6 separate regions of the Mus musculus genome follow, and regions 2, 3, 4, 5 and 6 are each linked to region 1. A link is a loop called in an ENCODE intact Hi-C map of the cell type or tissue named here. Cell type or tissue: left cerebral cortex. All regions are shown on one strand. Links, peaks and the distances in the headings refer to the core of each region. The heading gives the core; the rest is flanking DNA. Region 1 holds the start of Gm34903 (a long non-coding RNA gene). Region 2 has its middle 64 kb from the start of Gm35514. Region 3 holds the start of Adcy2 (adenylate cyclase 2). Region 4 has its middle 17 kb from the start of Gm35049. Region 5 has its middle 25 kb from the start of Gm35049. Region 6 has its middle 48 kb from the start of Tent4a.

What was found. Peaks named below come from ENCODE experiments on the same cell type or tissue, not always from the same donor. Only the 100,000 strongest peaks of a DNase experiment are listed, where the experiment ranks them.
Region 2: a loop joins it to region 1, with 4 times the contacts of the local background. A loop is called at or near these places in 16 of 42 quality-filtered maps.
Region 3: it touches region 1 in a loop (5-fold over the local background); 15 of 42 quality-filtered maps call a loop at or near these places.
Region 4: a loop joins it to region 1, with 5 times the contacts of the local background. A loop is called at or near these places in 11 of 42 quality-filtered maps.
Region 5: it touches region 1 in a loop (2.8-fold over the local background); 9 of 42 quality-filtered maps call a loop at or near these places.
Region 6: it touches region 1 in a loop (5-fold over the local background); 10 of 42 quality-filtered maps call a loop at or near these places.

The regions. Positions count from the first base shown.
Region 1 is chr13:68,599,056-68,604,185 of GRCm38, reverse strand. The region is part of intron 1 of 1700001L19Rik (RIKEN cDNA 1700001L19 gene); the gene reads right to left. Gm34903 (a long non-coding RNA gene) reads left to right here and starts at 393. Exons shown (of 2, transcript XR_382605.2): 1 at 393-1,695; 2 at 2,288-2,633. In left cerebral cortex, for the core only: a CTCF peak has its summit at 2,781; DNase peaks (open chromatin) are centred at 1,429, 1,554, 2,428, 2,778 and 1 more place; H3K27ac peaks cover 1,512 bases.
Region 2 is chr13:69,457,457-69,462,586 of GRCm38, reverse strand. No RefSeq gene overlaps it. Among named protein-coding and RNA genes, the nearest start is that of Gm35514, 64 kb to the right of the region's middle. In left cerebral cortex, for the core only: CTCF peaks have their summits at 1,441 (motif pointing right) and 2,334 (motif pointing right); DNase peaks (open chromatin) are centred at 1,475 and 2,323; H3K4me3 peaks cover 320 bases.
Region 3 is chr13:68,997,343-69,002,472 of GRCm38, reverse strand. It overlaps Adcy2 (adenylate cyclase 2), which reads left to right and starts at 2,932. Exons shown (of 25, transcript NM_153534.2): 1 at 2,932-3,399. The coding sequence starts at 3,178. It overlaps Gm35161 (a long non-coding RNA gene), which reads right to left and starts at 2,928. Exons shown (of 5, transcript XR_873632.3): 1 at 1,808-2,928. In left cerebral cortex, for the core only: a CTCF peak has its summit at 2,804; DNase peaks (open chromatin) are centred at 2,183, 2,849, 3,718, 4,186 and 2 more places; H3K4me3 peaks cover 1,919 bases; H3K27ac peaks cover 3,566 bases.
Region 4 is chr13:69,084,754-69,089,883 of GRCm38, reverse strand. No RefSeq gene overlaps it. Among named protein-coding and RNA genes, the nearest start is that of Gm35049, 17 kb to the right of the region's middle. In left cerebral cortex, for the core only: a CTCF peak has its summit at 3,029 (motif pointing right); a DNase peak (open chromatin) is centred at 3,044.
Region 5 is chr13:69,092,437-69,097,566 of GRCm38, reverse strand. No RefSeq gene overlaps it. Among named protein-coding and RNA genes, the nearest start is that of Gm35049, 25 kb to the right of the region's middle. In left cerebral cortex, for the core only: no CTCF peak of the experiment used is centred there; no DNase peak of the experiment used is centred there.
Region 6 is chr13:69,483,172-69,488,301 of GRCm38, reverse strand. No RefSeq gene overlaps it. Among named protein-coding and RNA genes, the nearest start is that of Tent4a, 48 kb to the left of the region's middle. In left cerebral cortex, for the core only: CTCF peaks have their summits at 813 (motif pointing right) and 2,764 (motif pointing right); a DNase peak (open chromatin) is centred at 2,763; H3K4me3 peaks cover 55 bases; H3K27ac peaks cover 24 bases.

The sequences.
Region 1 (5,130 bases), core at 774-4,773:
TGTCCAAGATAGGCTGCAAGTAGGGAGGGGAGCTGAATATGACGTCAAATGCATCCTAGTCATATACATAATTATCAGTGCGTATATAATAAAATTCATGTCCTTTTCAAATAAAGATATAAATAACCCTCATTATAATTTTTATATGTTTTTAAAAGAGGCACAGTGGGTTGTCAAATCACTGCACCAAGAGCTTTCCAGTACTCACATTGGGCAAAACATGAGAAATGAATCAATGTCTGTCATATGACACTTATTGTCTTCATTCCAATGTTGCCCTTTTATGAAACTAACTGCTCACTGCAGAAAAAAAAAACAGGCATACATAGACATACATGCAAACAGAACATAAACAAATAAAAAATATAAAAATAAATTTTAAATTAAAAAAATATTCTCAGTGCTGCCAGATGAGGGCAGCCAACCAAGCATAGAGTTCAGACGTGATGCTAAAAATGAGTCTTGTGGATTAGTAAGAACAAACTCTGCCATGATACTGGTTAAGCTTCTGGGTTGCTCAGGCATGGCCTAGCTCATCCTGACTACAGTGGAAATTACTTGTCAGTGGCTGCTACTCCTCTCTTCAAAGCTACTTGCCCACAAGCATATGACCTACTTTCAAAACTGTAAATCTCCAAGGTCATTGATTCTGTTAGGGCCTTGTTTGAGTTCTGGTAAGCCCAGAGCCTATCCTTGGGAGTCAGGCCAGTAGGCTAAGCTAAGAAAATGTTAACAGGAGTCACAACTCTGTAGTCTAGAAGGCTGCAGCTTGTCAAGAGTGGGTATCAGAACCTTTGAAGGTCTGTGCTTAACTGTTCTCCACGGCTTGCCTGCGGATAAGATCCTGTTCCTTCTCCTGGCGCATTGGAATCATAAGCTTTGACGATTTTTACAACTTCTCACATAAGAATATTTTACTCTTGAGCTGAAATTGGCAGAATTCCTTTCAACTGACTCACTTTTGTCTCGCTCTGGAAGAGTAGGTGGACTCCATGCATCCTGCCTTAGTTCTCAGACCCATCACTGAGGCCAGAGATTCAGCCTTTGTTGTCTGTGTCATTCACTTTTATCAATTCACTTCTGCCAGAGCTGGAACGTGATCCCTAAGAGCTCATGTGTTGGAGCTTGGTCTCAAAAAAAAAAAAAAAAATCCAGGCATAGTGGCTCACAGTTACCATCCCAGAGTTGAAAGGTAGAGTCAGGCAGACCCTTGGAGGTCACTGACCACCCACTCTTGCTTCCTTGGCAATCTCCACAACAGTGAGAGACCCTGTCAATGCTCAAAGGCTCAAGGTTGTCCTCTGGTCTCCATAGATATGGACATACAGAGACATGTACACCCTGCATACACACCAATGAGAAAACTGCAAAACATACAAATGTTTGTGTGATCCTCTGTGTGTGAACACAAAATCAGAGCCATAGCACTGCATGTAGAGGCACGTGGCCAAAGGACATGCCACGCCTGTTTGTGGGCAGTGTTGCTGGTAAGAATGTCCTCCGTGCAGAAAGACACAGTGGTCTCCTCTCTTCCTCTTCTCCCCTGTGGCTGAGCTCCCAAGAGAAGCTGGGCTCCCTCCATTGACAAGATTCCACCTGACTCGGAGGAAGGCTCAATCTTGCTCTGGTACACACTCTAGGACATGCTACTCCTGGGGACAGGTCACTGGACAACAGGCTTGCTGCTAGCACAAGGTGAGAGGCAGGTGTGATCGACCCTGATTGTCCCACGGGTAGAGTACTAAACCACACATACTCCAAACAGAAACCCCTGGTTTACTAAATGCACTTTTCGAAAAAGGTGACTTAGGCCTTCCGTTCCATATATTCATCCCTCTTTTAACTACCACGTAGCAGGTGTTTCTGGAGTACCCAGGGTATGCCAGTCTCTATTCTGATTGCTGAAGAGATAGCAAGACAAAAATTAGCTCCTGCCCCACCCACCACCCACCCTGGGGCAGCTGAAAATTCACTAGGGGAAGAGCCACAGTAAGATAAGCAAGTGGAATTTTAATAGGCTAGATAGGAATAGTTGCAAAGGGAAAGGGAGAAATGAGTAGGGAGGGGTGGGCGTGCAAGAAGGTGCTCTGCATTCTACTAGCGTGGCTGTGAATCTACTGGACAGTCAAGACAAGATCCCTAGACCCTACCAGGAACATGGCCACAGCTCTACAGCTGCTTTAGCACATGCGATCAAATATGATGGCTGTCTAAGGTGACAGGGCATCATGCGTGAGGGACTGAGGGATCACACCCCTGTTTATTCTACCCTGGCTGTCGTCCTTAGGAATCTCTGCTTTGCAGCTCTAGACAGACTGCATGAGCCTTCATACGCTGGAAGTTCTTACTGCCCTGGATGAAGGACATTCTGCAGGCAGGGAGGGAGAGCTTGTGACACATAAGGACACCATCAGCCCTCGCCTCCACGTCTGCAATTCCACACATGCAGAATGGATTCTGGATAATCCCAGCAAAGCCAGAGTGGGGCCTGTGGAACACAGTTTTCCTCCAAACAGCTTTCTACAATCCACCCTAGCACGCCGGAAAACACATTCTAAAGCCACTTAGGCGATTTCTTTTTAATGTCACTGTTATACTTTGAGGGATTTAATAAAAACCTTCATAAAAGGGCATTTTCCTCTGACTCGGCTTTTCCATTTCAGGGGGCAGAACCGCTGTGCACAACAGAAGGAGAAAAAAGTAATTTAAAAACGCCTTTGAACCGAGTCTGCTCTGCAGCCTCTGGAAGTGTATTTCTCAGGGAAAGACAGGCTGCTAGAGCCCCCTAGGGAGCAGTGCAGGAGCTGACCACATTTTAGATGGTAGCATGAGAGGACAAATTTATCATCTTATTCAGCCACATTACCGGGGTCTTAAGTAAGTTTGCAGCCTGCAAAGCAGGACTGTGGTGGACTCCCTGGGGTGGATGAGTTAGAAGATCAGGGACACTTGCCAGCCACATGCTCATCTTTACTGCGGTCCTCTGCATTCCTCTCTGAAGGGAAGGAGGGCTGGGCAGTTCATGGGTGGGCTGCTGGGAATGGACAATTAGTGAAAAGAAACTAATTGTTAGGAGCTACAGCTAAAGAGCAATTGCTAGCTGTATATATACTGGGTGTACTACATCTCATGCCACACTGGTTACCTAAATCAAGTGTGTGTGTCTGTGTGTGTGTGTGTGTGTCTGTGTGTCTGTGTGTATATGTGAGTGTGTCCCTGTGTGTGTCTGTGAGTATCTATGTGTGTGTCTGTGTATTTCTGTGAGTGTGTATCTATGTGTGTGTCTGTAAGTCTGTGTGTCTCTATGTGTATGTGTATGTCTGTGTGTATATGTGAGTGTGTCCCTGTGTGTGTCTGTGAGTATCTATGTGTGTGTCTGTGTGTTTCTGTGAGTGTGTATCTGTGTGTGTCTGTAAGTCTGTGTATCTCTATGTGTGTATGTCTGTGTGTATGTATGTCTGTGTGTCTATGTGTGTCTGTGAATGTGTGTGCCTTTGTGTGTATGTATGTATGTGTGTCTGTGTGTATATGTCCATGTGTCTCTATGTCTATGTATGTCTGTGAGTGTATGTCTGTGTGTAACTGCATGTCTGTGCGCCTCTATGTGTGTGTGTGTCTGTGTGTATCTGTATGTCTGTGTGTCTATGTGTGTTTGTAAGTGTGTGAACCTTTGTGTATGTGTATATGTCTGTATATATTTGTGTTTGTGTGTCTGTGAGTGTCTGTCTGTATATATCTGTATGTGTGTGTATATCTGTATATGTGTGTGCCTTTGTGTGTGTGTATGTCTCTGTGTGTTTATGTCTGTGTGTGTGTGTTTGTATGTCTGTGTCTATGTGTCTCTATGTATTTGTGTGTATATGTCCATGTATGTGTCAGTATGTCTGTGTGTCTCTATGTGTGTGTCTATGTGTGAGTGTTTGTGTGTGTCTGTATGTCTAGGTGTGTGTGTATGTGTGTAAAAGCTGATATCTAAATTTTTGATGTCTGTATGTCTGTGTGTCTATGTGTGTGTGTGTGTGTGTGTGTGTGTGTGTGTATCTATGTGGCTCTATGTGTGTGTGTATGTGTGTGTCTATGTGTGTCTGTGAGTGTGTGTGTGTCTTTGTGTGTGTCTGTATATCTGTGTGTGAGTTCTGAAAGTATTAACAGTGGCCTTTAATCCCAGCACTTGGGACGCAGAGGCAGGTGGATTTCTGAGTTCGAGGCCAGCCTGGTGTACAGAGTGTGAGTTCCAGGACAGCCAGGGCTACACAGAGAAATCCTGTCTCGAAAAACAACAACAACTACAAAAACAAACAAACAAAAAAAACAGTGGCTGAGATTGTGTTGTTATTTTGCTTTTCATCAAAAAGCACTCTACTTTGCATAAAGAAAAGTTTCCTGGAGCTGCCTCTTATCAGACAGAGCACCCGACACCCCAGTTTATCTCATGTGACCTGGAGAACAACTTTGTCCCTATGTTGGGAAGTTTTCTACACAAACAGAACTTAATTTTAACTAGTACAAGAAAGAACCTTCTACGGTGTTTGTCCACGTGGGTATGCATGAAATACTGATATGAGCAGTTTTTGCTCATAAATAGCCACTGAAACAAAACCATGCCAATGTTCCTTCGATTTCATAATTAACCCAAGAAGCTGCTTCAGATTAGGTTCACAGTGTATGTAAAGCATAACCTTTCTAATTCAATAGCTGACTGTTGTTACACTGAGGGTCTGCGTTTCCACTTAGGCTGTGTTTATTCCTTACAGACACACCACTGCTCAGGGGTGGGGGGCAAAATGCAGTCTAAGATATGAGTCCCAGCTGCGAGTGAGAAATGGCCGTGGCTGGGACAGAGTTCTCAAACTCCTATGCACCCAGACTCTGTGAGAACAGTGAAGAGTTGAGAGCTCTCCTCCTGTGTACCCAGAAACTACTGGGGATGTCAAGGAGTTGGGAACAGGGATTCAGGCCTGCTATGAGCCTGGGGAGAGAAGGGGGGCTTAGCTCCAAGTGAGTGCCAAGATATGGAGAAGCTGGAAGAGAGCCTCCTACAGGAGACTTTAGGCACTGCTCTGTATGATGAAGTCATTTGAGAGGAGAGAACCTTAATTAATAAACTGCCTCCATTAGACTGGGCTGCAG
Region 2 (5,130 bases), core at 490-4,489, 860 kb before region 1:
CAGAGTCTCCTTATAGGTCTTTTTCGGGGGTGGGGATGAGGGTGGGGGTAGGGAGATCTCTCTTCCTCTTATTCTCTTCCCCCCAACTCCTTTCTTAGTCCGTCCTTACACAGCCAGTGGAATGCTCTTGCTGTGTCTCAGTCACTGTGCTCCGTGAAAGTGCCTATGTTCAGGAAGAGAATAACCTGACTCAGCCATGAGTGACAGGCCACTAGCTAGATGTCATGGCTGCTTTAATCTCTTCTTTCTTTACCTGGATGCCTCCCAATGAGCTGGTCAGCTTGTCATATCCTATGCTCCCTGGACCAATCGCTGTGTGTGATTGCATGTGGGATGTGAGATTTCATGGGTGTCCACGGGGCTAAGAGTGGGGAGGAACACAGAGATGCCTTCGCTCGGTATGTGAACAGCAGGGAAGAAGATCTCACCATTTTACATCTGCACCCAGTCACCTCTCAGGGAAGTGGGCCTAAACACAGCTCATGCCAAGCCGACCACACATACCTTGTTTTCATGCACGCCTCCCATCTTCTGTGCCTTGCTGGTCATCTGGCAGACATTTGTGTGTGTGTGTGTGTGTGTGTGTGTAACTATTAGCATGCTTTAATTCAACTTTTCTTAAGTTCCACTGATCACCTCCAAAAGCCACGTGAGAAATCACTGGTGAGAGACATACTGGAGAAATGACAAATCTTTTAAATTCAAACTCCATTTTAGAGAACCTAACCTAAGTTTGAACTCAGGTAAACTAGCAGGCTGGTACCTAGCATTAGTTTCCAAGTTGCCCCACCCAACAAAACCGGAGCCTAGCTCCAGTCTCTAGGCTAATCTCCAACAAGACCAGCGTTTCCAGGTTACACCATCAACAAGACCGAGGTCTCCAGGTTTTTTCCCCAACAAACCTGCACCCCCCCCCAGGTTACAAGCCCACCCCTTGCCTAACAACCACCAATGCAGAGGGGAGCAGAAGTTAACTTTATGATATGACTCCCAGCACCAACCAATTATGTTAAAGGCCACAGGAGCTTTCCAATTAGATGCTTGCACATGTACTCCCTGCTTGCTGCTTACTATAAAGTCTTGCCCTATAGACATTCGGGGATCCTCCCCAAAAAAACTTTCTCTGTGACAGCGGTGCGTTGGGGGTGTGTGTGTGGGGTGAGCTAGCTTGAATAAAGACCCTGCTGTGAGTTGCATCAAATTGGCTTCTGTCTGGTTTTCTTTTTTGGGGGAGGGGGGGCGAGGGGGTCACTGTTTCCCTGGCACTACACTGGAGTGTGCTCATCCTGTTTTCTGGAAGCAATTTAGAATTCTTGAACAAGTACCTGAGGTCAGCTGCTGCAATATGAACAAGGGTGAATCGTTTTTCTACACAGAGACCACAGGACCGTGAGAGAAAACCAAACAAAAACTGAAACCCAGTTGGTGCAAACCAGAGACACTGGGGGGCGCTATTTCTCTACCCAGGCTGCCAGTGAGCGGCTGGACTCTGAGCTTTGGAGCACTTTCTTCCTTTCTGCAGTTTCCACTCTTGTCTGGGGGCTCACAGGTGTCTGTCGTTCTTCACACCTGACACGCTTACTCCCACAAGCTAAGATCTCTTCACCCAAAAAAGGCGCCTGGCTAACCTGTGACTTTATTTTAGGGGGAATTTCATGCACCAAGCTCTGGAAAGGAGAGGAAAGTCTGGGCGTCACGTCACTTCCAGACATCTGCCCACACCCAGGAGTCTCGAGTGGATGGATATGACCGTCCTCATAGCTTGCTCTTCACTGATGAGGAGACATGTGTGGAACCCACCTGGGCAGGAGTGACCCTCGGGAGTGGCTGAGATCTCAGAGGACTATGGGGTTGGGGATCTAGGTGTTTGGGGCTCATGAGTGGGACTCACGGGGCAGGGAGGTTTCGAGTTTTTGTTTTTGTTTTTCCCAAAGCACAACTCCTCTGGACTCTTCTGAGAAGAACACAAGGCATTTAGACGTAAAGATACTCCATCCACAGCAACTAAGAAATAGATTAGGGACAAAGCACCAACGTTTTACAGCTTAGGAAATGGGGTTTCTGGGGTCTCTTGGAAGGGGCCTCGAAGGTCGGCAGTTGGGTGATATTTCTAGATCACTTCCAGCTGTCTTCCCCTTGGCACCTTGATATTAGTTGTAAGCACAGAGGCAGCTTAATATTTTATTTGTAAGTAGAAGTGGGTGGGAAAGTTATTCTTCCTTGGAAAGAATTGTTGAAAGGAGAAGGGTGGCATTTTCCATGAGTTGTAGGAAAATGGTTCCCTTAGCCTCACTACCAGGGACTTCAGGTCAGAGAGTTTCACCACTGGCCTCCAGGCGGCGCCATCGCCTCAGCGCAGCTCCATGGTGACTTCGCAAGACTGCAAATTAGAAGGTAATTAATAGAAGAGACTTTTAATTGTTTCTACATTCTGGAAATGAAACAGTTTTCCTTTGAAGAAAATCTAAAACTTAGTGTTGAGGGGAGTAGCTGAAACTCTTTCCTAAATTTAGATATTCCCAAAGTGTTTACAATTACTACATATTGTTTAGAGTGAGCCCAGGATTCATTATCTATTAAGTGATTTGCAGCAGGCCTTCTTTAAATGACAACTTCTTAACTTCTTTTCATTTATTATAACATGCCACAGTTTTATTTGAATATAAACAACACATTACATGATATACTTTTGTTCCAAACAGCATACTAAGTGATGGCTTTCCCTCCCGGCCTTCTTCCCCTCCCCCATCTCTAATGTCAGCTTTGCTAGCCGGGGCCCCTCCAGCAGTAGCTTCAAATCCCGGGCCTCTCCAGCAGTAGCTTCATTTCCCTTTCCTACCACACTCATTTTCCTGCCCTCTCTTTCTTTCCCTCTTTCCTGACATCTTCCTTTCCCTCTTTCCTGCCCCTTTTTCTAGTTTAATGATTTATACCCCCTCACAAATTTCTACATGAATATAAAATTTAAAATACAGAATAGGCATGTGAGATGCTTATTACATAATATCTGTCTTTCTGAATGTGTATTATTTTTTAAAATTATAATAGATTTCAGTCTACCCATCTTAATAATGATTTTAGATTTCTTTACGGCTGAATAAAATTTTATTGTGTGTGTGTGTACCATGTTTTATTTGTCCATTCATTTATTGAAGGGAATCTGGGCTTATAGCATGACTTTTGGACCCACTGGTGGTAAAAATGACACAGAGGCTTGTTCATATTTTAAAGCTTAGGCGTTTTAGCTAGGACAGTCTCCCAGCCAGCCATCTAGCTTAACCTGAGTAATTCTGACACTACATCTCTCCATGAGGCTAAGGCTACCTCTTTGCTCTGCTGGATCCATATACCTTCATGTCCACTGGTGAATCCCCCTCAACTCTTTCTTCTCTGTATCTCTCTGTCTCTGTCTGTCTGTCTGTCTGAAGCTCTGCCCTCCACTTCCTGCCCAGCTATTGTCTGTCAGCTCTTGATTACAGCCAATCAGATACAATTCTGCATTGCCTCTAGGCTAGTGAGGAAGGACAAGGCTGCTGAGGGGCCATGGAAATGACAATACCAGGATCCTGCAGCATTCAGATCTCTGCCAGTACAGAATTAACAACGGAAAATACAGAGACACATCTTTACACAGTGTCGAAAAGGTAACTCCAACATGGGCTAGTTACCCTTCCTAACTATTGCAATGGTGTGCCAGCTAACATGATTGTGCAGTATCTCTGCAGCACCCAGAATCCCAGCAGAGGCACAGCTGAGTTGTCGGATAATTCAGGTTTTTGAGAAACATCTATCCTGATTTCGATTGTGAATGCCGGTGCTGTAAACGCAGTATGGAGCTCATGGGAGTGAGACACAGACACATCTGGTTGGAGGTCTCTGGCCATGAACAAGGGTGCTGTTCATCAGGTGACTTCCAGAGCACGCTCTGTTGACAGAACTTTGGGGGATTTTTTCTTGCTCAGTGGGACCCAGGCAGGATTGGCTAGTGACTGAATTATCATGTGCTGAAAGACTCAATTTTTAAAATTTTCTTTCAAAAGTTTGGGGTTAAGACACAACACAGATGTATAGACCCCGACAGACCCAGACAGACAGAGAGACACAGAAACACACCCACCTACACACACTGTGTGATCACTTTCTGCCGCATAGCCATCTCATATTGGTTCAGACTGCATGTTCACAGCAGAGAATTCAGCCTAACAAAAACAGGAAGCAGCAAGCATTGGTAAGATTTGGGTGGTATTACCTGGAACATCTTGAAGGTAGAGTGACTGAGGATCTTCCCCGTGCTCAGCTTCAATCTTGCCACCAATACAGGGCTCCCGGGTGCTTTAAGATTGGCCCCTTTTCCATCAGTATACAAAACACAGATGCCCTTGTGTGGTGTGAAGCTGCCACAGGCTGGTGACTGATTTTGGCTTTGAACACTATGCACATTAGCTACAGGGAGACGTGGATGGATGTTTGTTAAGGACAACCAGACAGGGTGGTCTGAGTGATAGGACCAGACATCCAAGAACACCAGGTCTTGACTAACATGGGTGTTGGTGGCTTCACCTTGCCAATGTGTGCGATCCAGACGTCACCATCTGTCCCCATGGAACCCTTCAGAGCAAGAGAGGAAGGACCCAACGAACAGTGTCCTGATTACAGTCACAGTTCCCTGTTCCCAAGCATGACACACGGAGCGGTTCAGCATTTGAGAAAGGTCTTGTATCTAAAGCGATTCAGCCCAGGTCTCCTTGCCCTTGTTTGGTGTTCAGGACGTGGGTAAGCTGATAATGTTTACACAGGAGGAGATAAACAGACAGAAAAATAGCCTTTCTTCACTTGTATAATGATAGCTCTCACTGTGTTTTTTTTGTTTTTTGTTTTTTGTTTTTGTTTTGGGAGGTCTGCCTGATTTACTTATGTTTTTGTATGTATATATATATGTGTGCACACACATGAATATACATGTATAGGTATATGTGCACATATGCATGTGTGGTGACCAGAGGACATCCTGTGTCATTATCTCTCTGGCACATACATTATTTATTTATTGATCTATCTATCTACCTATCTATCAGCTATCGATTTATTTATTGAGCTGGAATCTCTCACGAGGCTGGAACTTTCCTGCTA
Region 3 (5,130 bases), core at 416-4,415, 400 kb before region 1:
AGAATTCAAAGTGAAGGTAACAAAACCTTGCACCAAGTACTTAAGCCCCTCCCCAGAGAGCCTGCCTGCTGCTTCTCCCTAGCAAGATAGAAGGGTGCCCTCTAGCGTTGCAGGAAAGATGACGTTTTCAAATGTTCTTTTCCTCCCACAGGCCTAGTTAGAGCCTCCATAGTTGATTTCTTTGTGCATTTTGTCACAAATTGATGCAGGGTACATTTATGGGCAAGCCCCCTTGCTCCATATGCCTTACTGCTTTGCAGCAGTGCTGACACCTGAAGGCGCAGAGATGAGCTAGAGGACTCCTTAGGGTCCCTTTATTGTCACAAGCCTATATTTCATGTCTTGGCTTTCTACTAAAGGTTATTTCTCATTTTGTCTCACACCGCTTAGGGGTTATCTTTCCTCTTCTTTTGCCTCCCTTTCAAAAATAAGAACTGTTGCAAACTTTGTAAAAGATTCTTGGTCCCATGGATACCAAAACACTGACAGAATAACAATCATTTTAAATAGTTCACTTTTTTTCTTTTTAGTATTGCATGTGAAACATTGACAGAGGCTCTCATAAAAAATAAACACCCCAAACGAAACAGAACAACAAGTCCTGATGCGACCACAGAGGAGGCAGACACCACCTTAACTGCCATGGTGCTTCCTTCCAAAGACTGGTGTGTGGTGACTCCATTGAGGGAGAGGGAGAGCAAAGCAGAGAGGAACACTGGGTTTTATTCCTGGTTGCTTCCATGGGTCTCTGTCTTTCTAAGGACACAGGGAACACCTCCAATGGCCCCAGGCTGTCTATACTCCCCCCCCCCATCAGCATTTAGTGCATGTATGGTAGGCACAAAATAAATATTTGTTTAATTAAATGGAAGAGTGGGACACTAAACACCCCCTAAAGGCACATGCAGGGTCTTTCCAGTTAGATTTTTGTCTTTATTTCACTTTTACAAAATATTTTAAGATTACTTTAACAAAATCTCTTGAGCTGCAGTTTCTTACCACATATGTCATGGATGGACAACGGATGTTAAAATACATTTTTCTTTTCTGCTAGAGAAAAGAAAGTACTTAAGCATTGCTGTTCCCTCATAGGTCTTACACTTCCCCACCCTTTATACTTAGATCACTGATTGTCTTTTCTTCCTTCTCGTGTGGGTGAAGGAGAATGCTTCTTAGTGCTAGCAGTGAGGAAATGGGAGCTGGAGAGGAGGTGAGTAACAGAACTTCCCTAGCAGGGAGGGACTGGAAATGCACAATTCTGCCTAACCTAGACAGTCCTGCACATAGAATCTGCACAGCCTACTTAGCCATGTTTCCTGCGAGTGGATCAGCCCTGGCTATTTATAAGTTCTATTCATTAGTGCTATTTGTTGTTGAGGCTTGCTTTCGGGATGTCTAAACACCTATACAACCTTAAAATTTATGGTTGCTGGTTCAGAAGAAAGGGCCCAGTCAATCAGAGGGTTTGAGCCTGCAGGAGAAGTTGAGGCTCCATAGAAATGTCTGGTAAAGGGTGAGGTTTTGTTTATCAGAGGTCAAGCAGGGCAGGGAGGCTCCATGACAAGCTTGGTTTCACTATTAGGGATCCATCGTGATTTCCTCCAGGACTGGGTGAGGAAAGCTGGGATGTCCTGGATTTCAAGTCAACTCTCCCATTAACTCCATCCTTGCCCTCTATCGAGGTTGAGAACACAGCTGTGTCTTCACTCTCTGGGTCCAAAAATAAAATCCCTGGAAATCCCTGGGTCTGAGACTCTGTGCATGGCCTAGGTCCAGCATTTGAGAGTCACACAGTTATTCAGCTTACCTGTTCATGCTGGCTGGCTTGCAACTCAGGTAGGCAGGCTGCTGTCAGGGAACATGCAAAGGTCTAAGGCAGTTCCGGGCTGACAGAGAATGTGGAATAGCTCTTGAGGCGGTGTTGTGTTTTGGACTCCTTAGAAAATGATTTGGGGGAGAAAAATGGCTTGTGGGTTCTTTGGATGGAAGGACAGGAAAATAGGAACCTTCTAGAAGCAGTCTTTTGAAGGTCAGTGGTTAGTCCTGTCATCTAGAAAGAACAAAGGTTGAGGTCACAACCACGAAATGCCTGCCCAGCCTGTCCACGAGGATCTAGCTAGGTCTGTCATGCTTCGTGCATTTGGTCCCCGAGAGTGTCAAGCGGCATGGGATGAGTGATTCCCAAGCCAACCTTGCCCACAGAGGATGATTCTCATTCCTTGCTCCAACTTCTGTGCCATCCCTGTCTGACTGAAAGGGTTCTGGGGAGATCTGCGATGCCAAACACAGAGGTCCATAGGGTACTTCTAAGGCGCGGAGAGCAAAGGCAGAGAAAAGGAGAGGCCCGCTGCCTGAGGACCACAGGTGTCTCCAGTCACTGTGTAATTGAGTTCGTGGGGGCCATTCTTTCAAAAGGACTCCCACAAGTCCTGGAGGGTCCTAACTCCTGCTCTGTACTGGGAGTCAAATTACAATAGAGAAAGTGAGAAAGAAGCCACATTTTGCTAAGTAGGCATACTAAAGAGGGGTGGTCAGGGATATGGGACCCCCTCTCCAGGCTGGGGGGTATTAAAGCATGGCAGCCTTTTACACTGCTGCCTTGTGAGATCATGGAGAGGCAGTGGGGACTCTGGCAGTCAGGTGGGAGACTCCAGGAGCCCAACAGTAGCCCTCAGGCTGTTCTCTGCTGTAGTGGAGAACAAGGCTGAAGCCCCAATCTGCCTGGCTGGAGTCCAAAAGCGAGAGGAGGAGGCGCCCCACTGTGCAGCCTGCGACAGGCTGGAGGGCAAGGACTCGGTCTGAAGCTTTCTCTGGAGCCCAGCCTGGCCGTCGGGGGGCGGTGGTGGGCGCGGGCCGGCGCCGCCCCTGCGCGGAGGCCGGTGCGCTGCGCGCGGGGTGGGGCGAGGCGGGCCGAGGGGCCGGGTGGCTCCCGCCCTCGCGAGCGGTGGTGGCGGCGGCGGCGCCCGGGAGCTGCCCTGAGGCCGCCCCCGGCCCCCGCCCGCGCGTCAGCGCGCCCAGCCCGGGGCTCCGAGCTCCGCCCGCGCCCGAGGCCCCTGAGCACAGCTCCGGGCGGGCAGCCGGCGGGTCGCGAAGCGCGGGGGCGGCAGGCGGTAGGTGACCACAGAGCGGCGCTGCCCGGGCAGGGCGCGCACAGCGGGCGCCCCGCGAGCCGCCCCGATGTGGCAGGAGGCGATGCGGCGGCGCCGCTACCTGCGGGACCGCGCCGAGGCGGCGGCAGCAGCGGCGGCGGGCGGCGGCGAGGGGCTGCAGCGGTCCCGGGACTGGCTCTACGAGTCCTACTACTGCATGAGCCAGCAGCACCCTCTCATCGTCTTCCTGCTGCTCATCGTCATGGGCGCCTGCCTCGCCCTGCTCGCCGTCTTCTTCGCGCTCGGGCTGGTGAGTGGCCTCCCCGTGGCTCCGAGGGGACCGCGCAGGCGACCGTGTCCCGCCCCAGGCTGCTCCTCACCCCTGTGCCCTGCCCGAGGCCGGCCTGGCTAGGGCGAGAGCTGTGGACAGAGGAAAAGTTTCCTTGGAAGGCTTTGCCCAAAATAAAGTTGCCAGGGCTTGCTCCAGGTGGACGGGCAGGGCGTGTGGGTTCAGCATCTCTGCGCCCCGTGGCCAACTCTGCGCTTTCTCCCGGCGCCGCTGCCCGCAGCAGAGGCAGTCCTCAGGCTTCCTTGGCGCGCTAGCTGCCTCCCATCCCTGTCCGCGGAACGCCCCCGGCTCTCCTCTCTGAGTTTGGTCTGGGCATCATTTAACTCTTAAAAAACAAGGTGCTTTGGGAAAGCAGTTCATGACAGCGAAAATGAAAACCAGATAATGTTGTGCATCTTGGCTTTTGAATCTTTTCGTGTTTAGCCATGTAGAGAGAAAGTGATGGAGTGTTGAGCAGATGCCCAAGCCTCATCTCCAGAGACTATAAGTGAGCTAAAAATGGAAGGGACCCTCGCTGCTTTCCCCTTTTTAGAGAAGTGCAGGACTCGATCATGGTTCCCTGCTGATGGTTAAAGCATGTTTTCACGGCTAGAAGCATTAACGCAGCTCAATAGCTGATGTCAGTTTTTCTGGTTCATAATTTTCAGTCAGGAATCTCAGGCTGGCTCCCTGGAGCCCTGTAAGGAAATCTGTAGATGGCGGTAACTTCCTCTTAGCGCTCCCTTCTCTTCAGTGTGGTTCAAACTTTTCCCCCTGACCATGATTTGCCTGTGCAGACTGTCTTGTCCGAGGCCTGGATCAGCTCGTGAGTTGTGTGGTTAGAGGATAATGCGGGATGTTTCTGCTGAACGGTGTTCCCAGAGCTTAGAATGTAAAGACATGCCTGTTTTCACCAGTCTCAAGCAGATTCAGCTCACGCTGCCTCAAGGACACAGAAACTCTGTTAGGTATTTGACAATTCGTTTTATATATCCGAACCATATGGCGCTCACATTATGAATCGGGAGGAAAAAGTTTCAGTCACGGTACAATTTTTTAAATGTCCCCCACGAGCGTGGGTCCTGTTTTCTGATTGAGTTCCATGAGGTAAGGAAAGATAATCCAACGTGGCAGACTATGACGTCACTGGCCCTCTCCAGTAGCAGGCCAAGCAGGGAGCTCCTTTGATCCTGGTAGCCTAGGTGTGAGAAGACGACAGCCCCACCCCTGCCGCACTTGCTTGTCCCTACTTATAAGACCAAAAAGAACTTAAAGAGAGATTTGGGGAAGGGGGGCGGGATCACGGGCGGGGCCAACAGTCTTTAAAGACCTCACCTCACTTTCACATTGCTGGCAAGAAAACATCACAGTTGTCCTTTGGAAACGTGTTCCTCCTAAGTGTTTCTGTTTGTGAGTAATTCAAATCCTTCTGGCTGGTTCCTTCCTAAACGGAGAGGAGCAGGTGATGGCCTATTTATAGTGCCATTAGTCTAGGGAGACAAGTGCGAAGTTCGTGTTCCCCAGGCACACTACTTTGTTTTCCAGGTTAGAACGCTCCAACTTCAACCACGTTGAATTAGGTACTCTTGAATGGGTCCGTGAGAAATTCATGCCAGGAGAACTTAAGGGACTTAAGGCTCCCTTTTCTAAGTTGCCTTTGTTCTTCCCATTTGTCCCTAAAGAGTCTCTTTTATGTTCTGTTTTGCTTAGTTG
Region 4 (5,130 bases), core at 714-4,713, 490 kb before region 1:
TCATCTCTCCTGCTCCTTCCCACACCTGATCCTCAACCCCTCCATTCCTCTTTCCGTTCTCTCACCACCCAGTTTCCTCCCTCCATCTGCCTCTTATGACTATTTTATTCCCCCTTCTAAGTAAGATTCAAGCATTCTTTCCTGTGTCTTCCTTCTTGTTTAGCTTCCTTAGATCTTTTGAAAAACCATATGGAAACCTATTACTGTAGAAGCCTCCCCAAATATAGACATATATGAAAGGAATTTAAATGGAGTCACCATATAACAAGAGAGAGAATGCTCCAACTAGACATTATATGCTACCAAAACGTTGAACTATTCAGCCAGCTCTAAATGGAATGTCTTTAGTAAACCCTTCCCCTCATATCTCAGGGAACTATGTGGAAAAAGTGGGGGGAATATTGTTAGAGCCAGATGTGATGCTGATGCCAAGAAATAAGCTTCCAGCAGACACAACGGGGTGGATGTACACATGAACTCTGAGACTATAACAGCACACATAGCCCCGAGCAGTTTCAAAACAAACAAAATCCCAGTACTGACTGGAAGAAGTGGACACAAAGTCCTACCCATAACCAAGAAGATACTTTCAATTGATTCTTGCTGGCAAAGGAAATCAGATTTGTCTGATAAAGTTCCACCAGCTATATGAACTACTCTCCAAGGCAGTTCATGTGTTCAGGAACAGCTGATTAACAAAAAACCGACTGCATTCATTTTGTGCTTTTTATGTTTTGGTTTGTTGTTTGTTTAATGTGTGTGTGTGTGTGTGTGTGTGTGTGTGTGTGTGTGACTGTTTTTTGTTTGTTTTGTCCTTCGTTTCCTTTTCTGTCTTATGATTTTTTGTTTGTTTGTTTGTTTGTTTGGACATAGAGAGACATCTTGAAGTTGGCTTTATCAGGAGATGGAGGCATCTGAGAGAAGCTGAAGGAGGGTAAAGAGTACAATCCAAATATATTGCATGTAAAAATTTTAAATAAAACTCCCCAAATCTCTTTTTACATACTAACAAGGATATCTGAGGGAATGGGCTTTGTTGTGGCAAAAGATGGGAAAATGCCAGTGGGTGGTTAGTCTCTGAAAGCAGTGACTATGGATCTAGAAGCCTTGGTGAAGTGGGGGTGTATTAAATTCAAGAAACAGAGCCATAGACCATCTAGCTCTTTTAGTAAGTAAACATGTAAAAGAAAGTTTGGAAATTTTCTTCTTCAGTCAGTAAGAATATCAAAGAATATAAAAAATCTGCAAACATGTATTTGGGTCAGATGAAGAAGTAAATTGTCTAAAGAAACACTTTTAAAAATCCAGGTGGAAAACAGTGACCCCATGAACCAACTGAAATATATTCTAACAGAAAATGCACACGTCCTTTAGTAAAGGGAATAGTGTACTGATAAATATTGATATACTTTCATATTTTTTTGTACTGGCTGGGTTTGTATGTCAACTTGACACAAGCTAGAGTTATCACAGAGAAAGAAGCCTCCCTTGAGAAAATGCCTCCATGAGATCCAGCTGTAAGGCATTTTCTCAATTAGTAATCAAGGGTGGGAAGGCCTGTTATGGGCAGTGCCCTCCCTGGGCTGGTAGTCCTGGGTTCTATAAGAAAACAAGCTGAACAACCAGGGGAAGCAAGCCAGTAAGCAGCACTCCTCCATGGTCTCTGCATCAGCTCCTGCCTCCAAGTTCCTGCCTTGTGTGAACTCCTGTCCTGACTTCCTTTGGTGATGAACAGCAATGTGGAAGTGTAAGCTGAGTAAACCCTTTCCTCTCCAACTTGCTTCTTGGTCATGATGTTTTATTCAGGAATACAAACCCTAAGACATTTTTCTTTCTTTTTCTTAACTAATACAGATTTTTAAAAATAAAATAACATGTGCATGGTATTTAACTTTCAACATATAATAACACCAGATATAGACAGTAGGTGTGATCAAGTCATATTAGAGTAAGAAAGTAACTGAAGTGTAGAACAAAGGGGACAGGAGATATGATGAAGAGGCCAACATGAAACTCTTGTGGCCATCTCTGTGACTGTGGGTTTGGAACTGTCCACAGGAGACTGGTTGGTGAGTCAGTATGCATAGGAAGAAGACAATGACTGCCTCTCCTTCATACCCAATGTAGCCAGCAGCTCAGGGGGAGGTGGTGGAACCCTGTGCACCCCCCAAATCCAGGTCAGTGAGACTAGAAACAAAATAGGCACCATGAGGGAAAAAGAACTTGGAGGAGTTCGTCAAGGAGAGGGAGATGAGAGGTTGGGTGATTGCAGTAATCAGATTGTACCACATACTTGTATGAGAAATTTTAAGGAATGAGTTTCACAAAGATTATTTAAAAGCATATATATTTCCAAATATATAAATACATCCTTGTCAGTCCCTATATTTTTGTGTGTGTAACCTCATGGCCGACCACTTGGTGTTGGATAATCCATGATAGGTCTCCTCCCCGGGGAAGACTGTTTCTCCTGCTCTCAGCATTCCTTAGCTGCCTGATGTTCCTTTTCCATGGCTAAGGACCCAGGACATTTCTCCCACATTAGTGTGTCTATTAGTGTTGTCCTTGTTCAGGTCTGGTTTCGGCAGCCATGTTGTTGAGCTGGAAGTGTGATCTCACAGCAGCTCTCCAGTTCCTCTTCCTTTTACCGTCTCTCTGTCCCTCTTCTGGTTTGATCTCTAGGTCTCAGGTGCAGGATTGTGTTGTAGACATGTCATTTGGGGCCACTCGGCCTCTTGTTCTTTGCAGTGTATTTAGACATATGTGTAATAACTATTAATGAAATAGAGATCATTAATTTAAGAGAGAGGGGGAGAGAGAGAGTGAGAGAGAGCAAGTGAGAGAGAGAGAGAGAGAGAGAGAGAGAGAGAGAGAGAGAGAGAGAGAGAGAGAGAGAGAGAGCAGGATGTGTTGGGAGAGAAACATAAAAGATGAAGATGGTATAATTATATGTTAATTTCAAAGACATGTTTTTGAAAGCTAACAAATAAGGTGAGTCTGTGTAATACAGTCTTCCCAAGGAAAAGATGACCACCAGGTGGCAGTGGAGCATTTCATGCATTACTAGTGGACCCTGGGAGAGGTTGAACTGACACCTTCAATAGAGGGTGACTGAGTCCCTGAGCAGGAGGGAGCCAGCAAGGAGATTGCTGAGGGAGAGTGGAAGTGAAATGGGTGCTAGATAGATGTCTGTGCTCCGAGAAAGAGCTATCTTTTAGGTCTGAGAAATCCAAAGACAGCAAGAGCTTGGGATACTTGTAGCCCTATGGAAATATGGTACCTAGAAGGGCGTTGTGCAAAGAAGGCATGTTTCACATTGTCAAACTTTAACTGACTTGCTCCTTAATTAAAACATACATTACAGAGCATTTGAAATGAATCATCCTGTGTGCCACGGAGGAAAAAACCCAATAAAGTGGTCATTGTTGGCTCATTTATTTAAGAGTATTTTATGTTTTTATTTTTCTCTTCTTTTAGCTACTTTAAAAGACACAAATTCTGTGTTTAAAAAAAAAACCAATAACATACTGTCAGATTTGTGATACTTGTAGATAGCATATTCATAATACTAATAACACGAGGAAAGTCAGGATAGTATAAACATATATCTTCCTGAAATTAAGTTAGTATAAGTCTGAAAAATAACATTATAATACTCAGAGTAGCCACTAAAAAATTAACTTAAAAATATAGTGAAACATTTGATAAATTACTGCCTTGAATTTTCATTCAATTTAATATAAATCAGTATAATGAAAATATAAGAATGAAGAAAACTACAGTACATGAGGGATCATGTGGTGGTGATAAAGCAGAGGTTAGAAGGAAATTACAGCTGAGAAAGACCATGCTTGCCCTTCCGCTCGACTCGAGACTCGAGCCCCGGGCTACCTTGCCAGCAGAGTCTTGCCCAACACCCGCAAGGGCCCACACGGGACTCCCCACGGGACCCTAAGACCTCTGGTGAGTGGACCACAGTGCCTGCCCCAATCCAATCACGCGGAACTTGAGACTGCAGTACATAGGGAAGCAGGCTACCCGGGCCTGATCTGGGGCACAAGTCCCTTCCGCTCGACTCGAGACTCGAGCCCCGGGCTACCTTGCCAGCAGAGTCTTGCCCAACACCCGCAAGGGTCCACACAGGACTCCCCACGGGACCCTAAGACCTCTGGTGAGTGGATCACAGTGCCTGCCCCAATCCAATCGCGCAGAACTTGAGACTGCGGTACATAGGGAAGCAGGCTACCCGGGCTTGATCTGGGGCACAAACCCCTTCCACTCCACTCAAGCCCCGGGCTACCTTGCCAGCTGAGTCGCCTGACACCCGCAAGGGCCCACACAGGATTCCACACGTGATCCTAAGACCTCTAGTGAGTGGAACACAACTTCTGCCAGGAGTCTGGTTCGAACACCAGATATCTGGGTACCTGCCTTGCAAGAAGAGAGCTTGCCTGCAGAGAATACTCTGCCCACTGAAACTAAGGAGAGTGCTACCCTCCAGGTCTGCTCATAGAGGCTAACAGAGTCACCTGAAGAACAAGCTCTTAACAGTGACAACTAAAACAGCTAGCTTCAGAGATTACCAGATGGCGAAAGGCAAACGTAAGAATCCTACTAACAGAAATCAAGACCACTCACCATCATCAGAACGCAGCACTCCCACCCCACCTAGTCCTGGGCACCCCAACACAACCGAAAATCTAGACCCAGATTTAAAAACATTTCTCATGATGATGATAGAGGACATCAAGAAGGACTTTCATAAGTCACTTAAAGATTTACAGGAGAGCACTGCTAAAGAGTTACAGGCTCTTAAAGAAAAGCAGGAAAACACAGCCAAACAGGTGATGGAAATGAACAAAACCATACTAGAACTAAAAGGGGAAGTAGACACAATAAAGAAAACCCAAAGCGAGGCAACGCTGGAGATAGAAACCCTAGGAAAGAGATCTGGAACCATAGATGCGAGCATCAGCAACAGAATACAAGAAATGGAAGAGAGAATCTCAGGTGCAGAAGATTCCATAGAGAACATCGACACAACAGTCAAAGAAAATACAAAATGCAAAAGGATCCTAACTCAAAACATCCAGGTAATCCAGGACACAATGAGAAGACCAAACCTACGGA
Region 5 (5,130 bases), core at 801-4,800, 490 kb before region 1:
TGTTTCCATTATCTGTCCATTGGTGAAAGTGGTGTGTTAAAGTCTCCCACTATTATTGTGTGAGGTGCAATGTGTTCTTTGAGCTTTACTAAAGTTTCTTTAATGAATGTGGCTGCCCTTGTATTTGGAGCATAGATATTCAGAATTGAGAGTTCCTCTTGGAGGATTTTACCTTTGATGAGTATGAAGTGCCCCTCCTTGTCTTTTTTGATTATTTTGGGTTGGTAGTCGATTTTGTTAGATATTAGAATGGCTACTCCAGCTTGTTTCTTCATACCATTTGCTTGGAAAATAGTTTTCCAGCCTTTCATTCTGAGGTAGTGTCTATGTTTTTCTCTGAGATGAGTTTCCTGTAAGCAGCAAAATGTTGGGTCTTGTTTGTGTAGCCAGTTTGTTAGTCTATGTCTTTTTATTGGGGAGTTGAGTCCATTGATATTAAGAGATATTAAGGGAAAGTAATTGTTGCTTCCTGTTATTTTTGTTGTTAAAGTTGGCATTCTGTTCTTGTGGCTTTCTTCTTTTAGGTTTGTTGAGGGATTATCTTCTTGTTTTTTCTAGGGCGTGGTTCCAGTCTTTGTATTTTTTTTTCTGTTATTATCCTTTGAAGAGCTGGATTCGTGGAGATATAATGGGTGAATTTAGTTCTGTCGTGGAATACTTTGGTTTCTCCATCTATGGTAATTGAAGGTTTGGCTGGGTATAGTAGCCTGAGCTGGAATTTGTGTTCTCTTAGTGTCTGTATAACATCTGTCCAGGCTCTTCTGGCTTTCGTAGTCTCTGGTGAAAAATCTAGTGTAATTCTGATAGGCTTGCCTTTATATGTTACTTGACCTTTTTCCCTTACTGCTTTTAGTATTCTATCTTTATTTAGTGCATTTGATGTTCTGATTATTATGTGTCGGGAGGAATTTCTTTTTTGGTCCAGTCTATTTGGAGTTCTGTAGGCTTCTTATATGTTCATGGGCATCTCTTTCTTTAGATTTGGGAAGTTTTCTTCAATAATTTTGTTGAAGAAGTTTGCTGGTCCTTTGAGTTGAAAAATCTTCATTCTCATCCACTCCTATTATCCGTAGGTTTGGTCTTTTCATTGTGTCCTGGATTTCCTGGATGTTTTGAGTTAGTATCTTTTTGCATTTTCCATTTTCTTTGACTGTTGTGCCGATGTTCTCTATGGAATCTTCTGCACCTGAGTTTCTCTCTTCCATCTCTTGTATTCTGTTGCTGATGCTGGCATCTATGGTTCCAGATTTCTTTCCTAGGGTTTCTATCTCCAGCGTTGCCTCACTTTGGGTTTTCTTTATTGTGTCTACTTCCCTTTTTAGGTCTAGTATGGTTTTGTTCATTTCCATCACCTGTTTGGATGTGTTTTCCTGTTTTTCTATAAGGACTTCTACCTGTTTGGTTGTGTTTTCCTGTTTTTCTTTAAGGACTTGTAACTCTTTAGCAGTGTTCTCCTGTATTTCTTTAAGTGAGTTATTAAATTCCTTTTTTTATGTCCTCTACCATCATCATGAGAAATGCTTTTAAATCTAGGTCTACCTTTTCAGGTGTGTTAGGGTGCCCTGGACTGGGCGAAGTGGGCGTTCTGGGTTCTGATGATGGTGAGTGGTCCTGGTTTCTGTTAGTTGGATTCTTATGTTTACCTTTCGCCATCTGGCAATCTCTGGAGTTAGTTGTTATAGTTGTCTTTGTTTAGAGATTGTTTCTCTGTTGATTTTGTTACCCTCTATCAGCAGACGTGGGAGACTAGCTCTCTCCTCTGAGTTTCAGTGGTCAGAGCAGTCTCTGCAGGCAAGCTTTCCTCTTTCAGGGAAGGTGCACAGTTATCTGGTGTTTGGACCTTCTCCTGGCTGAAGATGAAGACCCAAAACAGTATCTTTCCTAGAAGCTGTGTTGCTTTGGCCAGGAAGGTGGCCGGTTGTCTGGAGCAGAAGATGGTGCCGCCTCAGAAGCTCTGTGGCTCTCGCCTGTCCCAGAAACGGCTGGCCTCTGTATACCACCCCCTCACCCGTGCAGCCTGCCCTCCGCGGAGTCCTGGAGCCAAGGAGGCTCCCGCTGGGGTCTGAGGCAGAAACCTCTCAGGCCGGGCGGTCCCCTGTGCTCTCACCAGGAAGGTGGCCGGTTGTCTGGAGCCGAAGATGGCGCCGCCTCAGAAACTCTCAATTGTTTTCATATAATGTGCTCACTATACCCTTTCCCCATTCCAGCTTCTCCCAGCTTCTTTCAGCTTCTCCCAGCTTCTCCTAACCTCTCTACTCAGAAACTTTATGTTCTCTGTCTCTGTCTCAATAAACTAAACACTAAAATAAAACCCAAAACAAAGCAAACTGAATAAAAAAGGACAAGTAACAAAATCAAGCAAAAAGTACACCAGAGAACATGGAGTCTGTTTTGTATTGGCCCACTACTCCTGCACTTGGGGATTGCTCTGGAGTGTGGTAGACATACCCAGTGACACTTCACTAGAGAAAATGGATTTCTGCTTTTCAAGCAGATATTAATTAACAAAATAGATTAAGGGTCTTTTTGAAAAGCCACATGGAAACCCAGCACTATAGAAGCCATCTGAAGTATAGACATATATGAAAGAAATTCACTGTATAGGAGTCACCGTACAGTAGAAGAGACAAGACCTTAACTTGACATCCTATGGTACCAAGTACAACCTGTAGAGCCAGAAATGAGTTACATCTTGTTGAGGTGTTGACCAAAAGTTACACACACACACACACACACACACACACACACACACACACACACACACACTATGACACCACAGGCTATTGCTAAAACTATTGGTTACTCTATAACTGTGCCTGTAAGACCACATTGATGAAGACATAATTCATTTATGCCACCGGACATGGAGAAATCGAGTTAGTGTCCAACTTTAAGCTTTGCCCCTACTAACCATTGTTCATCATACTGGAATGTACTTTATATACTACTAGAGGAAAAATGTCATTAGTATTATCAAGCTACAAAACCTGTGACCTAGAACAGTGAACTGACTGGAAGATATATAGATGAAACAGTGGTACAAATGTTATATAAGTAAACAACTACCTTCAGATTGGGATTGAGAGGAAACCCATGACTGACACGCCTAACTCGAGACCAGATAGGTCATTGACCAAAGAGTAAACTAACTATTGCTCTGGTAAAAGAACATAACAATAAATGGCTCCTAATGGCATACCACTATGCTCATAAATCAGTGCCTTGCTTGGCTCACATCAAAGAAGTTTCTTCATACAGTGGGTGGCAATCAACACACAGACTCACAGCTGGACAATATATAGAAGTAGAGACTTTGGAGTTGTAAGGAAGATGTCTTCATTAAATCCTTCCTCTCAGATCTCAGGGATCTATGTAGAAGAGGAGGGGAAAGGTTGTAAGAGCCAAAGGTGGTGGAATATTCCAAAGCTCCTTGATTTCTGTGAGCCCCCATGCATCCTGGTCAGTTGATTCTGTGTAGCTCACTTCTTTCGATGCTTTAATTTTAGCACGGTTCAAACCATTCAAAAGTTCACTTCAGCATTCTAAAGACTCAATGAAATAGTGTTAACAGAGTCTCCTGGTCATAAGCATAGCAGAACAGCATGATTTTGTTTTTGTATTTTCTAAATAATGACATCTCTGCAATGCAGCCTGGGTTCTATGACACAAGAACTGCAAGCAAACATTTCTTTCTTTCTTTCTTTCTTTCTTTCTTTCTTTCTTTCTTTCTTTCTTTCTTTCTTTCTTTCTTTCTTTCTTTCTTTCTCTCTCTCTCTCTCTCTCTCTCTCTCTCTCTCTCTCTCCCTCTCTCCCTCTCTCTCCCTCCCTCCCTCCCCTCTCTCTCTTTCTTTCTCTCTTTCAGATTTGCTTTTTTATTTATATGAGTACACTGTAGCTGTCTTCACACACACCAGTAGAGGGCATCTGATCCCATTACAGATGGTTGTGAGCCACTATGTGGTTGCTGGGATTTTAAATCAGGACCTCTGAAAGAGCAGTCAGTGCTCTTAACCACTGACCTATCTCTCCAGCCCACAAGCAAACATTTAAATAAGCTCTGGTTACATCATCTAGGAGAGATTACTGTGTCTCTTTTTAAATTTTTTATTTTTTTATTTTTAGCAGCAATAGTTCATTGTGTCATTGTTAACCTTCTTTTGATAAAACTCTCTTTTGTAAAAAAGGAACATTCAAACAACACCATAAAAGCAGAAAAATAATATGCATTGCAAAAATCTCATTTTCAGGAAGGAGTGGTGTTAAAACGTCCATTTCTCTCTGTATTTTTTATGTGTTTTCCCCTGTAATTATCTGCTGCATTTATAGGCAGTGAACAAAAAGGTTTTTTCCTCCTGATCAATTTAGAAACTGTGTTGTTTTCTTCTTAGTCACATGCAAAGATGGTAGTTCCATGATGTAAAAGCTGAGTTGAAGATTCCTTTAAATTATAATTTCTGAGTTACTGGTAGATTAGACGGATGGATGCTTTCTCAACAGTGAGTGAATAGCGTGCAGGTTGAGTGTGATTTTCAGGGAAATAACAGTAATTTCTGTCATAGGATTTCAGAAGCAAGGCGATATTAAGTACAAAAGAAGGTCTTTTGCAAGTAGGTCTGAAAATGTGATAAAAATTTTAGAGGAAAAACGCTTATGATATGATTTATTGCCAAAGTCACATACACATAGTTCAGAAAAGGAAGGCGGGGAACCATGGAGAATGCTAAAATGGTAAATAATATAAGTCCTCTCCATATTTTGGTATATGGCCTTTCAGAATTTTTCTCCCTCCCCTTATATTTATCAGAGACAGGGACAGACAGACAGACAGACAGATAGGCAGGCAGACAGATGGACAGAGAGACAGAAAAATATAAAGTCAGAGAGACTTGCATGGTAGTCCATGTCTGTAGCCTCAACTACATGCAAGATGTAGGATCTCAAGTTCAGGAAGCAGGCCTAGGCAACTTAGTGATACCCTTGCTCAAAATCAAGTTTAGGAAAAGGCTGGGCAGGTGAGATGGCTCAGCAGGAAAGGCATGTGTTGTCAAACATGTCAACTTTTGTCTCCTTTTACATCTACACAAGTGCTATTGCACACACATTTGCACACATATACACATATGTATTTTC
Region 6 (5,130 bases), core at 684-4,683, 880 kb before region 1:
CTTCCCCCTCCTCCAATCTCTCTTAGGACGCGCATCTTCTGTCTCACCCTCTCTCTGTGCAAGTCAGTCCCCCAGCAGCAATGCAGATCAAAGGTACAGATAGTTCTCATTCCCCACACTGCAGCGCCGCGCTTCACAGGTTTTGACTCCTCAAGGCTGTACCGGGCGGGCGGGCAGGGAGCTCTCTGCTGCTTTGGATTAAACAATTCTGATCCTCCCCCGGAGACAGGGAGGATGAAGCGTGCGCCTCGAAGGAGGACAGTTCAGTAAGAGAATTACTCCACAGCAGGCTGGAGTTTCATGTGAGATGGGGCATCCAACCTTCTCCTCCGGTGCTTTTTAAGTTAGCAGATAAAAAACTCCGTGCGGCTGGCTTCCGGGGATTTGGCTGAAATGACCTTTCTGAGATGTGACATGGACTCCTGTCTACAGTAGGCTGGGGGTGGGGGTGCGAGAGTGCGGGGCGGGGCGAAATTGGTCGGAAATCTCTGTTTGCCTGCCTTTTGTGGCACAGAAGGAACTCCGTGTTCCTCTCTAAGCCTGTGCCCAGTCTCAGGAAAGCCAGCTACACCAGCTCATAGTGGTTCTGGCCCTTCTAGCACGAGGGGCTAAAAGCACGCTGAGGGAGGGAGGGAGGAGGGGATCTGCAGGTGACGCGGATAGATGGCTTCCTTTGTTCCTGAGTTCAACTCAGCAACTTAGCCTCGTGTCAGAATAAATTCTTCTGTTAAAGATTTATTTATTTTATGTATGTGAGTACGAAGTAGCTGTCTTCAGACACACCAGAAGAGGGCATCAGATATCATTACAAATAGTTGTGAACCATCACGTGGTTGCTGGGAATCGAACTCGGGACCTCTATAAGAGCAATCGGTGCTCTTAACCAGTAAGCCATCTCTCCAGCCCCCAGAATAAAAATGTTAAAGACCTAATTTTATTCTATGTGTATTCATTCATATACGTGTGTGAGTGTGTGTGTGAAGTGTTTGCAGGTGCCTCAAGAGCACCCTTGCAACTTGAGTTTTTAAGTGGCTGTGAGCCACCTAATGTGGATGTTGGGAACTGAACTTAGGTCCTCTGGAAGCATCAAGTGCTCTTAACCAATGAGCCTTTAAAGGGGCAGCAGGTATCAGGCAGGCTCCGTGCTCTTCCACCATAGCCGACCTACCCCATCCCTGCTCCCACACCCAGAGGTGTTCTTCAGGGTCCACACTGCTGGATGACACACATAGGCTCACCAAGAGGCTCAATTCCCAAGGAGCCTGAGTTTGCCTGTTCTGGGGAATAGGCAGTTTCTTTAATGGCTGCTCCATTCACATGAGTTAAGTTTGATTTCCAACTTGGGGACCAATCCTCTGTCCATGACCACCTGGAAAAATCCCACAAAGGACATCTTCCACTGGGAAATGTGAAGGACTTATCTTCATCAAAGGCAGTGACTTCCCATCCTTCTGGAGAAAGGAGCCCAAGCTCCTTGGGGTTTCTGGCTCCTCTGTTTAGCCTTGCTCACCCCCACCCCCTGCCTTTGAGGCTTCATTGTGGCAGAGTTCAGAGGGGCTGATGAGCATGTCTGCTCTGACCCTCTTGACAACTACTTAGATGTGAGAACAAAGGAAAGGGCTAATCGGATATGGGGGGGGGGAGTTTTTCGGATTTCCTTGTTGCTGCCTGCCAGCTCTTCAGAGACATCTTTTGCTCAGTGTCAGTATTTCTCCTGCAATTTCTAAGTGGAAAGCAGCATGCTATGGAAGTGTCCAGCCTTTTTGATATGACCTCATCATCTGCATTCGCAGACACTCTAGGCTGCATGTACTCAGCAGGGCAATGCTTTAACCTGGATAGATTGAATGTTTATGCCTCCCCACAACGTTTACACTAAACCCCAGTACTGCTCCCAGAAGCATTAGGAGAGAAGGCCTTTGGGGTGGCAAAGCTTCACAAGTGGGGCTGATATCCTGATAGAAGAGGCCTGACAGTAGTCCCTTGTCACCTGACCTGGACTCTACCATAACAAAATTGCTGGACACTCCAGCCTACAGAGCAATGGGGGCAATTTCTGAATATTTCTTTTCCCCTTTGTCCCCCTCGTGGTGTGTGTGTGTGTGTGTGTGTGTGTGTGCATACAGCCCATCATGGTGGGACAGATACGGTGGCAGGAGCTGAAATCTGCAAAGCTAAAAGGAAGCAGGAAGTAGGACCAAGCTGTAAAGAGTCAAGGCTCCCCCACAGTGACTCATTCCCTCCAGCAAGGTTCTATCCCCTGAAGGTTCCACAACCTTCTCAAATCGTCCCAGCTGCCAAGGTCAGAGCGCTCAGACATGTGAGCCTATGAGACAATTCACATTGTGGTGGTTTGAATGAGAGTGGCCTCCGTAAGCTCATATATTTGAATGCTTGGTCCCCAGTTAGTGGATGAGAGCTTTTGGCCTTGTTGGGGTGCCGGGGAGGCGTGTCACTGGGTGTACCAGGCTCAGTATCTTTCTCAGCTTGGAACTTGTAGATCAGATGTGAGCTGTCGGTTACTTCTCCAGTACCATGTCAGCCTCCCTGCCACGGCGATAATGGAGTAACCCCATTTAAATGCTTTCTTCTCTAAGTTGCCTCTTCATAGCAATAGAACAGTAACTAAGACAACATTCAAACTGGCATCTTGTGCACACGTGGGGCTTTCATCCGAACCTGCTTTCACACTTGGCAGTTTGAGCTAGCTAGCTAACTTTTCTGTGTGGAGGTGAACTGTGCACTGTAGACCACTTTTGGACTCTACCCACTAGAGGTCAGTAGTGCTGCGAGTTGGAGTCAAAAAGGATATTTGCTGGTGGCGGTCGTCCACCTGCCCAACAGTCCTTTATGGGCAGGGGCTCACACACACCCGGAGGCAACACCTGAGGACATTATCATGCACATTGTTGGCCATAGAGGTGGCTGGAACAGAGAATTTCATTTTAAGTGTATTGTTTAGTACCTAGATATCTTTGTTTATTGAATTTCTTTGCATTGTTTGCCCAGATTCTTTGTTTGTTTGTTTGTTTTTTTCTTCTATACTTTTAAAAGACATATTTTCAGTGTTAATGACTACGTGGTAGTCTCAAGTATCTGTAGGGTACAGCATGACATTTCAAGGTCATACACTCAATGTGTAATGATCAGATCAGGGAACCTAGTGACTTGCCTGTAAAAAATCATAAATATTTCTGTTGGTCACTTATATAAATGCTAGCCTGATGAACCAGAGACCATGCCCATATCTACTGAGTACAGGATAGCCGGTAGACGAGTGCTCCACCACCTGTGGGATGACGGAGGATGGCTCTCTCAGCTCACCTTTCTCCTCTACAAAACAAAAGTGCTAGACTATTTCTAGATTAACCCTTCCCCCAGTGATTTTCAACACGAGTTTTTTTTTTTTTTTTTTTTTTTTTTTTTTTTTTTTTTATGTATGTGAGTACACTGTTGCTGTCTTCAGCCACACAAGAAGAATGCATCGGATCCCATTACACATGGTTGTAAGCCACCATGTGGTTGCTGGGAATTGAACTCAGGACCTCTGGAAAAGTAGTCAGTGCTCTTAACCACTGAGCCATCTCTCAGCCCTCATCGCAAGGTTTTGCTAATGTATTATATAGAAGGCTAGATAGCAAATAGCTGAGAATTTGTGGGTCACACAGCACGGCAAATGCACAGGAGTGTCGACCGAGGAAGACAGTCAACAGGTTACTTCTGCTGTGTTATCTCAGGTAGAAATCAATGTCACCAAACATGGTTACAGAATAGGGGCCAGACAGTGGTGAGCCAGGATAGGATCTCCCCAGACAGTGATGAGCTGGCCAGGGAAAGGTTCTCCTAGTGGTTCCAGCTGGGAACAGGAGGGTCCTCCAAGACAATGATGTACTAGCTGGTCAGGAGAATACCTCCCCAGACAGTGATAAGCTGGCCAGGAAAGGGTCCTCTAGACAGGCATTTCATTCAGGGAGGAAAAGGTATAAATGCTTTCCTCAAGACTTCCCTTCGTCTCCTTGGGTAGAGCTGCCCACCTGTTTCTGCCTTGCCCAGGGTGGCCCCACTTTTTAAAACAGCAGGTGGTCCCAGTCTAATTGATTAACCAAAGTCGGGGTCTAGTTGCTTGAATCGATGGCTTGATGTGTCTCCACATGGCTTGATGTGTCTCTGCATGGACAACACTAGAGTTTGGGGTTTGTCACATGGCAGAGCCCCTGGGGAGGGGATGAGGGTCCTTATGAATGGGTGGAGGGAGTGTTTCTGCTAGGCCATCCTGTGAGACCACATCGCCCTTCCTCTCTTTGCCCTGTGCCCTCATCCATGGGAAGATGCTGCTGAGAGAAGCAGCCATGAACACCACACTGCAGGTGCTCACCACTACTGAGCCTTGATCGTCAAGTGTTGTGTTGTTTATTAATTCTCCAGTCTGGGGGTAATTCGCTATAGTTACACAAAGGGTTGAAGTCAATGCTTTTGAGCTAGACAGTAAACACACTGACAGGTCAAACCAACAGGATGTCAAAGAAATGGGTCTGATTTTCAGCAAGAAGGTATTCTAATGAGAGACAAAGAAGGACACTTCCCAGGAAAGACTGTGCCCTGTGGAGGGATCCTGGCACATGTGTTCGTTAAGGTTTCCTGGCTTAGGTAGGGAGCAGGTCAAACTGATTCATCGAGGGCCCATCTCCATCTCTCCCTGTCACGGTGCAGACTGCTGACATCCACAACAGGGATGTGAGACACATGAAATGGTAGTCTTTTCTATCAAACACTGCACAACTTTTGTTCTTGTCAAGGAATTAAAATCTGTTACATTCTTCATCTTCTAAACCCTTTATGCAGACGTTTTAACCCTTACACCCTTTAAAAACATTTGTTTACACAAAGGTCCTGCTGCATTTTTGGAACTTAAGCTACTTACGTGGTCCGCCACTTCCCACTTCCCATAATTCCCTTTACAACCCTTTCTCTTCTTGAAACCCTTTAATTGGAGTGGCGGTCCTTCTGCAACCCTGAACTTATTTCTAATGATGACAAGGGACATTTTTTTATTCAGGTCACTTTGCAGCCTCTCACCATGAAGATATCTGTGTTTCCCATGGTCAGCCTGTGAGGACAGTGGATTTGTAA